3 separate regions of the Homo sapiens genome follow, and all the other regions are linked to region 3. A link is a contact called in ENCODE Hi-C or POLR2A ChIA-PET data. All regions are on one chromosome and are shown on one strand. The core of a region is the stretch at or near the end of the contact, and the rest is flanking DNA. Distances in the headings are between cores, read along the strand shown. Region 1 overlaps HIVEP2 (HIVEP zinc finger 2). Region 2 overlaps EPM2A-DT (EPM2A divergent transcript). Region 3 overlaps UTRN (utrophin).

The links. A loop is a pair of places that touch in the nucleus more often than their neighbours do. ChIA-PET counts read pairs that join two places held with the same protein, here RNA polymerase II (POLR2A). Pooled maps may share reads with other maps.
Region 1: a loop to region 3 is called in a pooled map, with 2.8 times the contacts of the local background. The contact joins two enhancer-like sites. A Hi-C loop is called at or near these places in 1 of 37 single-sample maps with no recorded cell type and 6 of 50 pooled maps. POLR2A ChIA-PET finds 5 or more read pairs at or near these places in 1 of 52 experiments (OCI-LY7).
Region 2: a pooled map shows a loop between it and region 3 (7-fold over the local background). The contact joins two enhancer-like sites. A Hi-C loop is called at or near these places in 4 of 37 single-sample maps with no recorded cell type and 5 of 50 pooled maps.

What each region holds. Positions count from the first base shown.
Region 1 is chr6:142,844,598-142,848,170 of GRCh38, forward strand. The region is part of intron 1 of HIVEP2 (HIVEP zinc finger 2); the gene reads right to left. Among named protein-coding and RNA genes, the nearest start is that of HIVEP2, 99 kb to the right of the region's middle. RefSeq lists enhancers at 1,392-2,085, 2,142-2,191, 3,538-3,573. Within about 2 kb of position 2,059, at least 37 of the 41 ENCODE cell types and tissues checked have a DNase peak (open chromatin) inside an H3K27ac peak, as active enhancers do; they include OCI-LY7, where a contact is called at or near this core.
Region 2 is chr6:145,863,640-145,867,618 of GRCh38, forward strand. The region is part of intron 2 of EPM2A-DT (EPM2A divergent transcript); the gene reads left to right. It also overlaps a transcript of SHPRH not described here. Among named protein-coding and RNA genes, the nearest start is that of FBXO30, 51 kb to the left of the region's middle. RefSeq lists an enhancer at 1,584-1,753. Within about 2 kb of position 1,657, at least 6 of the 41 ENCODE cell types and tissues checked have a DNase peak (open chromatin) inside an H3K27ac peak, as active enhancers do.
Region 3 is chr6:144,343,259-144,347,037 of GRCh38, forward strand. The region is part of intron 2 of UTRN (utrophin); the gene reads left to right. Among named protein-coding and RNA genes, the nearest start is that of UTRN, 60 kb to the left of the region's middle. RefSeq lists enhancers at 1,776-2,276, 2,277-2,777. Within about 2 kb of position 1,598, at least 18 of the 41 ENCODE cell types and tissues checked have a DNase peak (open chromatin) inside an H3K27ac peak, as active enhancers do; they include OCI-LY7, where a contact is called at or near this core.

The DNA of each region.
Region 1 (3,573 bases), core at 809-3,308, 1.5 Mb before region 3:
TTCCTGTTCTTAGTAAGGAAGTCAGAATTTAGGCAATGAATTACGGCAAAACTGCTATTTCAAAGCATCAAGGCTTGAATGTTAACAAGATACCTGTAACACTGCGATTGGGCCGAACAAGATCCTAGTATTCAGGATGTACCAACAGAGTCACCTTCCCTCCCGTCAATCCAATGCACACACACATGCAAACACTCACTAGTGACAAGAAAAAAAATATTAATATGAGAATGCTAAATTACTGCTACTTATGAATGGTTACAAAAACAATAAACACATATGAATGGTTGCAAAAACAATAAACAAAATGCAAACAGGCACACCCTAGTGAGACCACGAAGTGTGTCTTCTACAAATCTCTTCCCCTTTCTATCCTGGTCCTGTTCAGGTGACCTGGCCTAACCTGGACATGGGGTCTTTGCAGGCTGCACGCTGCATCTACTGCAGAAAAGAGCTGGTAAGATTTTTCATGCTAGGTTGTCAAAAATGTAACGTGTTCTCATTATGAAAACATTTACATTAAGAAAACAGCAAAAACAAACAAAAATCTTGGGACATCATGAAACTTAATACAAACAAATAACTGTTGGTGAAGAGACAGATTTGGGGGAGGGGTTTTGCAAGAATAGAAGCAAGACTTCCTCCTCTGTGGGAAATATTAGTAATCCTATTAAGGCACAGTGCAAGGTGTGTCATAGACACTAGAAGCAGATATGGTTTACTTTCAGTTCTCTGAGGTGATTCTTATTGGAATTGAAGTGGCTCTTCTGAAAACAATTAATCAACAATAAGTTCTCTCTCCCTCCCTCTCTCTCTTTCTCTCTTCAAAGTGTGTGTGTGTATATATACGTATGTCTTTTGACTAATTATTAGGCGTAGTCCCATTTTTTTCTCCTTGGTACCTATCACTATAATCATCTGTGTTTCTGTGTCACCTGCTTTTAGAATTACACATGGATATTACCAGAAGTTACAGAGTTAAATTTGCAACAGCACAGACTTCTAACTACAAGCCTGGGACCATGGTGGAAACAAAGGTTCAGTTAAGGAAGATTTCCCGAGCCAGAATTGATGTCCTCACTAACCAGGCTGCCAGGCTTAAATCAAATGAAGGTCGATGCAATGTCCCCAGAGGAAGCTGTTCAACTCGCCGGGTCGGTTCCCCAGAGCCCTGCCAAGGAGGCTCCTCAGATTGACAGCGCCCTGGCAGAGCTGCTGTCTTCCCCAGGCAGAGAGGCCCTCCCCCGGACAACAAGCTGGGTGCAAACTCGTCTTCCGCAGACACCAAAAGAGAGCACAGCAAAGCTAAGCGACTGGGGACAGCCACTTGTGGCTGAGACAAAGGCAGGCTCCCCCTGCCGCAGGACGATCACTAGGACTGTCAGGCTGTCGAAATGTATATTGCAGACAGGACATCCCTCCTGGCATCCAGTGTGAGCGAAGTCCAGGCCACGGCAACAACAGCCTGGCCTGAGGACAGCCTGCACCACACATCAAAGCCAGAGGCCCTGGGAGGCTGGCCAGCCGCCAAAGACGCCTGAGAGCGGCAGGGGAGTGTGTTGCCTTAGGACAATAGCAAACTGGGACGTGGTAGAGTCTGTAAATTCCAAGCACTGGGGAGGTCTTCTCAGAGATTTTACCCTCTCCTGTCAGGGCTGTGATTTAATTTCCTTTGAAGAAAAAAAAAAAGAAAAAAGAAAAGAATATACATTCCCAAATCTTCTGTCTGCAAAGGCAGACACCACAACGCAAGCTTAATGCACTCTGGTCCTTCCCGGCCAGCGGCCACTGTCTAACACAATACAGCTAAGTGAGATGTGACATTCTCCCGGTCCCCTTAATAGGGCATTAAGTCTAAGGAGTACTTAAGATCATTTAAATGCAAACATCATTGTTCCATTGCTACTAGACTCCCAGATATTTCCCATCAATTCTGTTTAATTAGAGTAGCACCACACGTTAATTATAACCTGACAGTTTTATTGATTTCACAGGGCACATCATACAGTCCCATTTTAGGTACCAAGGACTTAAGGTGAAGCATGAACCTCTCAGTCACAAAGATGACTCAGCCTCTTGGGCTGATGAGGTTCTGATTCTTCTACCAGGAGAGGTTTACCCACTTGCTCAACAGAAATAGTTCAGTAATCATCTTATGTCCTCACTTATTTCACAGCGTTTTGCAAAACAACACATCAAAAACAAACTAAGGAAAAAAAAACCTGTAAGAGTGTAAAAGAAATATCCATCTCCCTCTGTTCTGTGGTCTTAATCTGCAATTCTTAAGGACCAGGATGAGGTGCTGTGAAGGCTACGCAGGTAAAGCTGGCACCAAACAGAAATATGGTGCACTTCTGCCCCTGAAGCGACTGGCCCCACTTTGAGAAGCCATGCTGTAAACATGCTCATTAGAACAGAGAGGACTGGTCAGTTTTCCTTTCAGAGGAAATGAATATGAGTTGAGATCACTCAACTCTAATCCACCCTGTACCTCAGGGTTATACTCCCAGCAGCACATGCTCCACTAAGCCAGCAGTTTGTCATAGCCCAGCGTGTCATCCATAATGGCATGTTGGGGGTGGAATCACTTCCAATTCCTCACTAATCTGGTGCGGGGAATGCCAAGGTACAGAGTTTTACTTGATTGCATAAAACATAGAGCTATTTTCAGCTTCCAAATCATCGTTCTGGCTCTTTCACCAGTCCTAAAGCCATATTACAACCCTTTAAAAACATCTTTTCTATTCGGTTTTCCCTTATTTTAATATAAGCAAACACTTAAAGTAATCCCACTAAGTCTCTGAAATATGAAGCCATGAAATGTTAGAAAAAAAAAAGACGAAAAAGAGTTTAAGAGTTTTACACATATTTGCGATTTAAAATGGTCACTGCTGCTATGGTAGTGGGACTTGAGTTATCTCCAAACTCCTTATAAAAACCCTGGGCAATTAACACTTAGCAGGACTTCGGTGCCTGATGACAAAATCAATTCTGTTATAGTCACACTTCGAAAAATGACTTTGAAGAGTAACAATAAATAATGAAAATTAAACAACTGCTAACTGATATAGGAAGAACTTCAGCTATTTCTGTAATAATTCCACTGGGATTTGTGCTGAACATTATAAAAACAGGATGTTTTGTTTGTTGTTCTTCATAAAAGACTACTGAACCAGTATAAGACTCCAAAATATATGAAGACTACAAATCTACATGAAGTCTACTAATATTAAAAAAAAGCTAAGTGGAATTTTTATTCATGTATTTAACATTTTTGCTCAATGTAAGATGACCTCAGGAAACATGTTTCTTATTTTTATGAAAGCCAAAAGGAAACACAGTTATATAACATAATTCTGCAATGGTTCAGCATCACAGTGCAGAGAACTTAATCCTAAATATAGGACTGTCACAAATCAGTCTTCACTGCTAAGACTTCTTATATTTAACATTAACAACGGATTATCCCATGGTAACCAGATACCTGTTCCATTTAGTTAGAGGCTAATCCTAACAACATAAGGATTCCAATAGCAAACTTTTTTCTAATGTTACCATCAATGAACTGTGATG
Region 2 (3,979 bases), core at 407-2,906, 1.5 Mb after region 3:
TGTCTGAGATGGACTGGGCTAGTTAATAAAGGACAAATTTTTGCCTCTTTAGGAGTTCAGGACGTGGTCAATGTCAAAGAGGGGCCAGTAAAGGTTTGTAATTAGGGAAGAGACATGATCAAAGTGTTTTCGAGAGGGTAAATTTCACAAGCAGCATCTTCTGGCGGCTGCTTCCTACTGTCCTTAGTAATTCATTAAGGAGCTGGCTGTCAGAAAGCAGGACTGAGACTCGGTAGGATATAAGTCAATGAAGAATTATGATTATTCATAGTGTATTACTAGCAAATTGTTGCTAAATAGATTTTGTTAAAATATCTTGTGATATGTGCATATCTATTATTTATCCACATAAGTAATTTGCATCATGTGAGTGTCTGGCTTGTGCTGTGGTCCCAGGAAACCTGCAAAGCAAACCATCATATATAAACTTACATTTCTTTATGTGAGTGCTTTATTATTTCATCTTGTTGACAAATTAGATCACTTCCCCTCTCCTTGTCGTATGACCATAACTTAAGACAAATCTCTTAGGTCTATCATCTATATTCTCACTTCCTCATTTCTTTATTCTTCATGTTTCACAATTCCTTAATTTAGACCCTAATTTGGGTTTCTTAATGTTTATTCCTTACAGACATGTATTACTGAATAAGCCCCATAATTTTTACTTGTGCAAAACATCTCTAAATTGAAAAAGATGATAAAAAACAAATCAAAAAATTTTTAAAGTAAATAAAAAACAACTCACAAATCACCAAATCTCTCAACTGTAGAATGGCAGTTGTCAGGGACCAGGGGTGGGAGAATGGGGTGATGTCATGAAAACAAAATAACGCCTGTTCCTCAAAAAACCTGTGGAAATAAAAAATTAAAAATTAAAAAATAAAAAATAAAAACAGCAACAACAAAACAATAAAGCCTCTTGGAAAGAGGCTGTATTTAGCAATCTGGTACAAAGAAAGAAATTTTTTTTTTTTTTTTTTTGGGTAAGCCACTTAGCTTATGAACAAAATAATAGCCCATGAATTAAATTTTAAAATGTTTGGAGAATAAAGCTAAGGTTAAAAAAAAAGAGAAACTGCATTCTTTCCAAGTAAAAAGCCCAAAGGGATCAAAGTTTGATGATGCCCTAGATTCTGTGACAGTCTACACTGAAATAATTATTTGTTCCTTTTGAATTGCCACGTTTTAGGTCATTAGTAGTGAGCAAATGTATTAATGCCACTATCATTTTTTGCTAATGTTCTTCTTTCTTCAGCCTAGTAATTTGAAACTATCAAATAAAATTTATAAACACACACACTCACACACACACACACACACACACACACACACACACTTTGAGACCGTGGTGCCTTTCTATTTATTTCTAGTATGGAACATTCAGAAACATAAATTGTAACATTTTTGTAAACTGCTATAATTTCATTATTTGGATTGAACATCTTCTTGCCCATAATTGTGACCATCTCAGGTACCTGGCTTAAGCCTGTTAGTTAGTTCACATATTGGCATTGCTATAGATGGAATTATTTCCCCATGCAAATTCAACTATTGAAGTCCTAACCCCTAATGTTATGACGTTTAGAGATGGGGCCTTTGGGAGATATTAGATTTAGATGAGATTATGAAGGTGGAGCCCTCATGGTGAGATTAGTGCCATTATAAAGAGATACCAGAGAGCTTTCACTTTCTCTTTCCCATGTGAGGACATAGAAGTAGATGAAAAGATGGTTGCTAAAAAGAGTTCTCACCAGAACCCAACCATGTGACATCCTGATCTTGGACTGCCAGCCTCCAGAACTGTGTGAAAATGGATGAATAAATGAATGAACGAATAAAATCTATTGTTTCCACTGAGTCTATGGTATTTTGTTATGGCAGCCTGAGCTGACTAAGACAGGTGGCCTTTGACCCTGTTTAGGAGATTCCTGTCAGGATTTAGAAGCAGACGTTTAATTTCCATCACAGTTCAAGCTACTAGTCCAGCTGCAATAAGAAGCAACATGCATTTGAGTAAGTTCTGAAGCGGGCTTCATTTCAGGAGCTGTGCCTCAGTATGGGCAGAGGCCCGGGCAATCTCTCCAAGAGTTGGGTTCAGCTGCATCTTGGCTTACTGGCTGCCTCAGTGAGAATTTCTAAACAAAGCAGAATAGCAGGAAACCTCTGACCAGTTTACCTTTTATGCTTTCATTTCCTATTTTTTTTCTTTTTTGGTAACTTTCTTTGACTTAAGGTGACAAAAGAGCACCTTTTGCAGAAGCTAGGACAATGTGGTAGAGTGAAACAAACCTGAATTTGGTGTCAGAAAGTCTGAGATTCACATCCAGGCCCTATTTGGAAATCTATGCATTTATGCATCCTTCCTCTGGTGATCTGATTCCATGGAGCTATTTTACAACTCTTTGTTAAACTTACCTGGTAGTCACACAAATTCTGTCCTGTGCACCACAAGCTCTATTGACTTCCCTCTTCCTCACCTTTATCCCCAAGGGGGAAAAACAGTTGCTTTCATTTGCCATTAATTTCAATATTCTTTTATGCCATATAAATTTGTGCTTCTTGACTTCTTTTTTGAAATGGTTGTAACATCTGTCTGCTTCCCTCATTGAATGTGTTAAACAAAATCTTTAACGTCTATTCATTTTTATATCTGTATGAAAGTCACACTTTAACCTTTTTCTGAAAATTATTTTTTAACACCCAGCTTCCTCATTTGGAAAATGGGGATAATAATAACTCTCTTATCCTCCTTTCTACATTTCTGGGATTAAACGAGTTATAATTAACTGGATTGAAATGATCATTAAGGGTTGAAAATGTGTCTTATCTACTTTTGTTTTCCTAACACCTTGGAAAGAGAATCTGCACATCAAAGTGCTCTTTATGATAAAATACAAGACAAACAGGACGTGGTTTTATCATTATCAGACATTATTAGCAGCATGAGTGGCAGCAACCTCTGACCTCCTTTTGCAAGTGGCCAGAGGGTTCATGTCAGGTGGCATTCAAAGAGCCAAAGGTGTAGAAGTCTCACGCTGGGCCAACAGGGACGTAGATACTTGACAGTGGTTTCCAATTCCAGGGAGGAGGCCACTTATGGAAGAGAAGGCTTAAAGGAGACTGGAAGATTTGCTTCTTGAGTTCTGGGTCCTTTGCCACCAGAGATTCAGGGAACAAAAGTGTTTTCTCCACACAAACATTAGCTTGTCTAGTACACAATCACTTGTCACTTCTGGCCTTTGCCTGTGCTGATTGATGGGGGAAGGTAGACAGAGAGGGGACAGGGGCAACATTTCTGGTATGCAAAAATCTTACAGTGAATATAAAGATTTGTCAACACACTTCAAGGTTGCCAACAGATTGGCCAGATCTGTATTCTATTATTTATATTAAAAACACTTCAGTTCCAGCATATAAAATCTAAAACTTTTAAATGGGAAGTTAAAGCTCAAATTTGAGGTCACTATAGGGGAAATATTCTCTGCTATTTTTTAACTGTTTCAGTATTTTTAGTTTCACTTTTCTACTCTTCGTCACTCTCTGATCTCAGAAAGAACAGGTGCACTAAACATCTTGTTCATGAACATTACCAACTCAAGGTTCACAGGAAGGCAACTTGCATTCATTAGATGAGTATCCAAATTCATCCCTCTATCACACTGTAGTAGACTGATTAATGACCCCCAAAATACCAGGTCTTAATCCCTCCCTGTACATGTTATCTTATATGGAAAAATGACTCTTATAAAAGGAATTAAGCAAAGAATTTGAGATGGGGGAGATTATCCTGGATTAACCTGGTGGACCCTCCATGCAGTCACAGGTGTCACTACAAGAGAGAGGCAAAATGAAACAGGAGGATCACTTGAGTCCGGGAGGCTGAAGCTGCAGTGGGCTGTGATTGCACTGCTGAACGTGAACCTGGGCAACAGAGTCACACGCTGTCTTCAAAAAAGAATATATATATATATATATA
Region 3 (3,779 bases), core at 348-2,847:
AATGATTTTCCTTGCTTTTTGCATGTATGTGGTGGACACATGCAGAAGTGACAGCAGGAGTTCGAGACCAGCCTGACCAACATGGTGAAATCCCGTCTCTACTAAACACACACACACACACACACACACACACACACACACACACACACACAATAGCCGGGCATGGTGGTGGGCACCTGTAATCCCAGCTACTTGGGAGGCTGAGGCACAAGAATGACTTGAACCCAGGAGGCGGAGGTTGCAGTGAGCTGAGATCATGCCATTGCACTCCAGCCTGGGTGACGAGTGAAAAAAAAATAATGATAATAAAGAGAGCAAGGTGACCACAAAAGAGAATAGGCTGGAAAAATTTGTCTAAATGGTGGCCTCTTCTCTTATAGCTGCATATGGTTAAGTTTATTTTTTCCCTAGTAGCGAATTCTAAGGGATGAAGAAGAAATCCTTTTCAGTTTTACTTCCCCAAGGTGTGTATAACTACTATAGTGAAATAATAAGTCCAATTTATTCTTTGAAGTATAGTTAATATGTAACGAAACTCCTAAGGCCAGTTGTATACCCAGGGCAAACGCCTTCTAACATCTTTATTTATCTACGCAGTGGGTAGGGAGGTGGGTGGAGTGCCCCTTCCCAGCTGATACTGTCAAAACAGGAAGCAAAGTTATAATCTCTGTCATAGGAACATGAATAGAGGCCCTTAGTTGTGACTATTAAAAAAACAAAAAACCTGCCTAAGGAGTTTTCACTGACTACAAAGTGTAACTTCCTCTCTGGTGTTTAGAGGAGGTGGGGTTAGGTTTAGTCAGATCCTCTCATGGGAAAAATAAAAGCCACCAAAAAAAAAAAAAAAAAAAACCCAAAATAACACAGGACATCCCAGTGTGCAGTTCGAAGGCTGCTTTTGTTGTCCACTTCCTCCACATCTTTTTCCTCATCATCTAAGCAGATGTAGGTGATGAGCGGCCTGGCAGCCACCACGTTTCATTGGAAAAAGTGCAGATTGGATTTGCCAGGGCATGTAGCTCTCCAGGCTTGCAAGCGATTACCAGGTAAGTTTGTCAACTTGCACGACTCCCAGCCAGTGAGGTTTTCTTAAGAAACGTCTATGAAGACAGGGTTCTTTCATTCAGTTTTGTTAAGTAACAAAGCTTAGGACCAGGCTGGTGACGGGAACAGACAGCCTGTCTTTCCTGCTGCCACGTCTGTTGTGGACCCTCAAGAGTAGAGACCAACGCTGTCTGCTTCACACTTCTCTTCAGGAAGTGATAATTCACCAGAGTTATTAGTTTCTTTGGAAGAAGCCTTCCAGGATCCCTATATTTGTGGTAGCAAATATGCTTCACTTTACCTCCCTGTATTTTCAAAATAGCTTACTCTGTGCTGTTTACTGCCATCTAGAGAAGAAGCCTCCTTTGTGGTGTTGAGTATTGGTAGACCTCATCCCATATTGTATTTGATTTACTCTGTTGGCTAAAAAGGCATTTTACTTCTTGAAATATTTAGTTTTGACCTGAGAAAGGGGAGAATAAAACGTTTGTACTTTGGGGGACAGTATGAGTGCTGGGGTTTCTGTTTCAGTGCAGGCTTGTCTATGAGACATGCATATGCATAACTTCATGCAGGGAAAGTGTCGTGCACTTTTCTCTCGCTGAAGTTTACTTCCGGGGTGACTTAGTTTTTCTGATCAGTTTAGATGTTCATATCTTGTTTAATGTATACATGTGTGTACTGGTTGTATGAGCTTTTGGAGGGGAAAAACCCCAAGTGATGTGTTTTATTCGATCATACATATCATGCATGAATGTTGTCACTATGAAAAAACTTTGAGACTGGTTGGTTTTCTTTTTCAATGTTTTCCTTTCTTGTGGAATTACTCTTTCCCTCTTAATGTTTTCCTTCTTAGCTTCAGTGAATGAGGTGGTAAGGGGTTGTAGCGTTGTCTCTGCAGAGCAAATTCAAACCAAAATGATTGGAGCAGCCCATATTTTCTTAGTGAATTGGGTTTCTTGAACAAGTGGCATAGGAGACTGGTGTGCTACAATTCTCATCATTAACTGTTACTTCTTTCTTAAATAACCATGTGATCCCAACACAACATCAAAATACCTCTCAGGGACCTGAATTAAAACTCCACGCGGGCCAGGCACAATGGCTCATACCTGTAATCCAAGCACTTTGGGAGGCTGCGGCATGAGGATCACTTGAGGCCTGGAGTTCGAGACCACTCTGGGCAACACAGGGAGATTCCATCTCTACAAAAAATTTAAAAATCAGCCAGGCATGGTGGCATGTGCCTGTGGTCCCAGCTACTTAGGAGACTGAGGTGGGAGGATAGCTTGAACCTAGGAGTTTGAGACTAGTGAGCCACGATCATGCCGCTGCATTCCAGTTTGGACAACAGAGGGATACCTTGTCTCAAAAACCTGCATAGGGGCAGCAATTGCAGGCTTGTGGCCTTTCGAAGATTTCCTTTGATTGTCACTAAATCCTCTCTCTTTCCCCACCATTAAGAGTCTCTGTGGTCAGCTAGTCTTCATCAAAGGGTCTTGCTACAAAGGGTCTAGGGTAACCTTAATGATTGAAATCAGAAGACAGCTAGAAGAAAAGTACAAACAAACCTTTAAATAATAAGCAGGCTTTGGCCGGGGGCGGTGGCTCACGCCTGTAATCCCAGCACTTTAGGAGGCCAAGGCAGGCGGATCACCTGAGGTCAGGAGTTCTAGACCAGCCTGGCCAACATGGTAAAACCTTGTCTCTACTAAAAATACAAAAATTAGTCGGGCGTGGTGGCACGTGCCTGTAATCCCAGCTACTTGGGAGGCTGAGGCAGGAGAATCACTTGAACCTGGGAGGTGGAGGTTGCAGTGAGCCAAGATCACACCATTGCACTCCAGCCTGGGTGAAAGAGCAAAACTCTGTCTCAAAAAAAAAAAAAATAAAATAAAAAAGCAGGCTTTTAAATGAGTAGCTACAGTGTTAAATATATTTAAATGCTGTGCTGGTTGAGTTCTGGTTCATTTAGATAACATTCTTTCCTGCCCTATGACCAATCAAAAGGCTTTAGGAAAATAGCATTTTTAAAATTAAAATGTATTTCAGTGCATGTTATTTTAATAAAAATAGAAAACCAATGTGTACATGATTTCCAATTTCACAAGGGCCTAGATTCTCCTCTCATCAGTTGCTATTGAACTGATTTTTTTGTGTGTGTCCATAGTGTAGGCTCTTTAGTCATCTTGTTAGAAATAAGGACATTAAATTTAATGTTAAAAATAATATTTTCAGCCAGGCACAATGGCTCATGCTTGTAATCCCAGCACTTTGGGAGCCCGAGGCGGGCAGATCACCTGAGGTCAGGAGTTCAGGCCAGGAGCCTGGCCAATGTGGTGAAACATCGTCTCTACTAAAAATACAAAAATTAGCTGGGTGTGGTGGTGGGTGCCTGAAATCCCAGCTACTTGGGAGGCTGAGGCAAGAGAATCGCTTGAACCCGGGAGGCGGGGGTTGCAGTGAGCTGAGATTGCGCCACTGCACTTCAGCCCGGGCATCAGGGCGAGACTCTGTTTAAAAAAAAAATAGATCTCTATCTCTATCACTATCTCTCTGTCTATCTATGTATCATCTATCTATCTATCTATCTATCTATCTATCATCTATCTATCTATCGATCTCTATCTTTATCCAGCTGTATCATCATTTTCACTAGATGCTAACAATAATATAACTGAGATAAACCAAAGTTTCAAAACAAGCTTGAAAATGTGAAATGAATAATTTGGAGG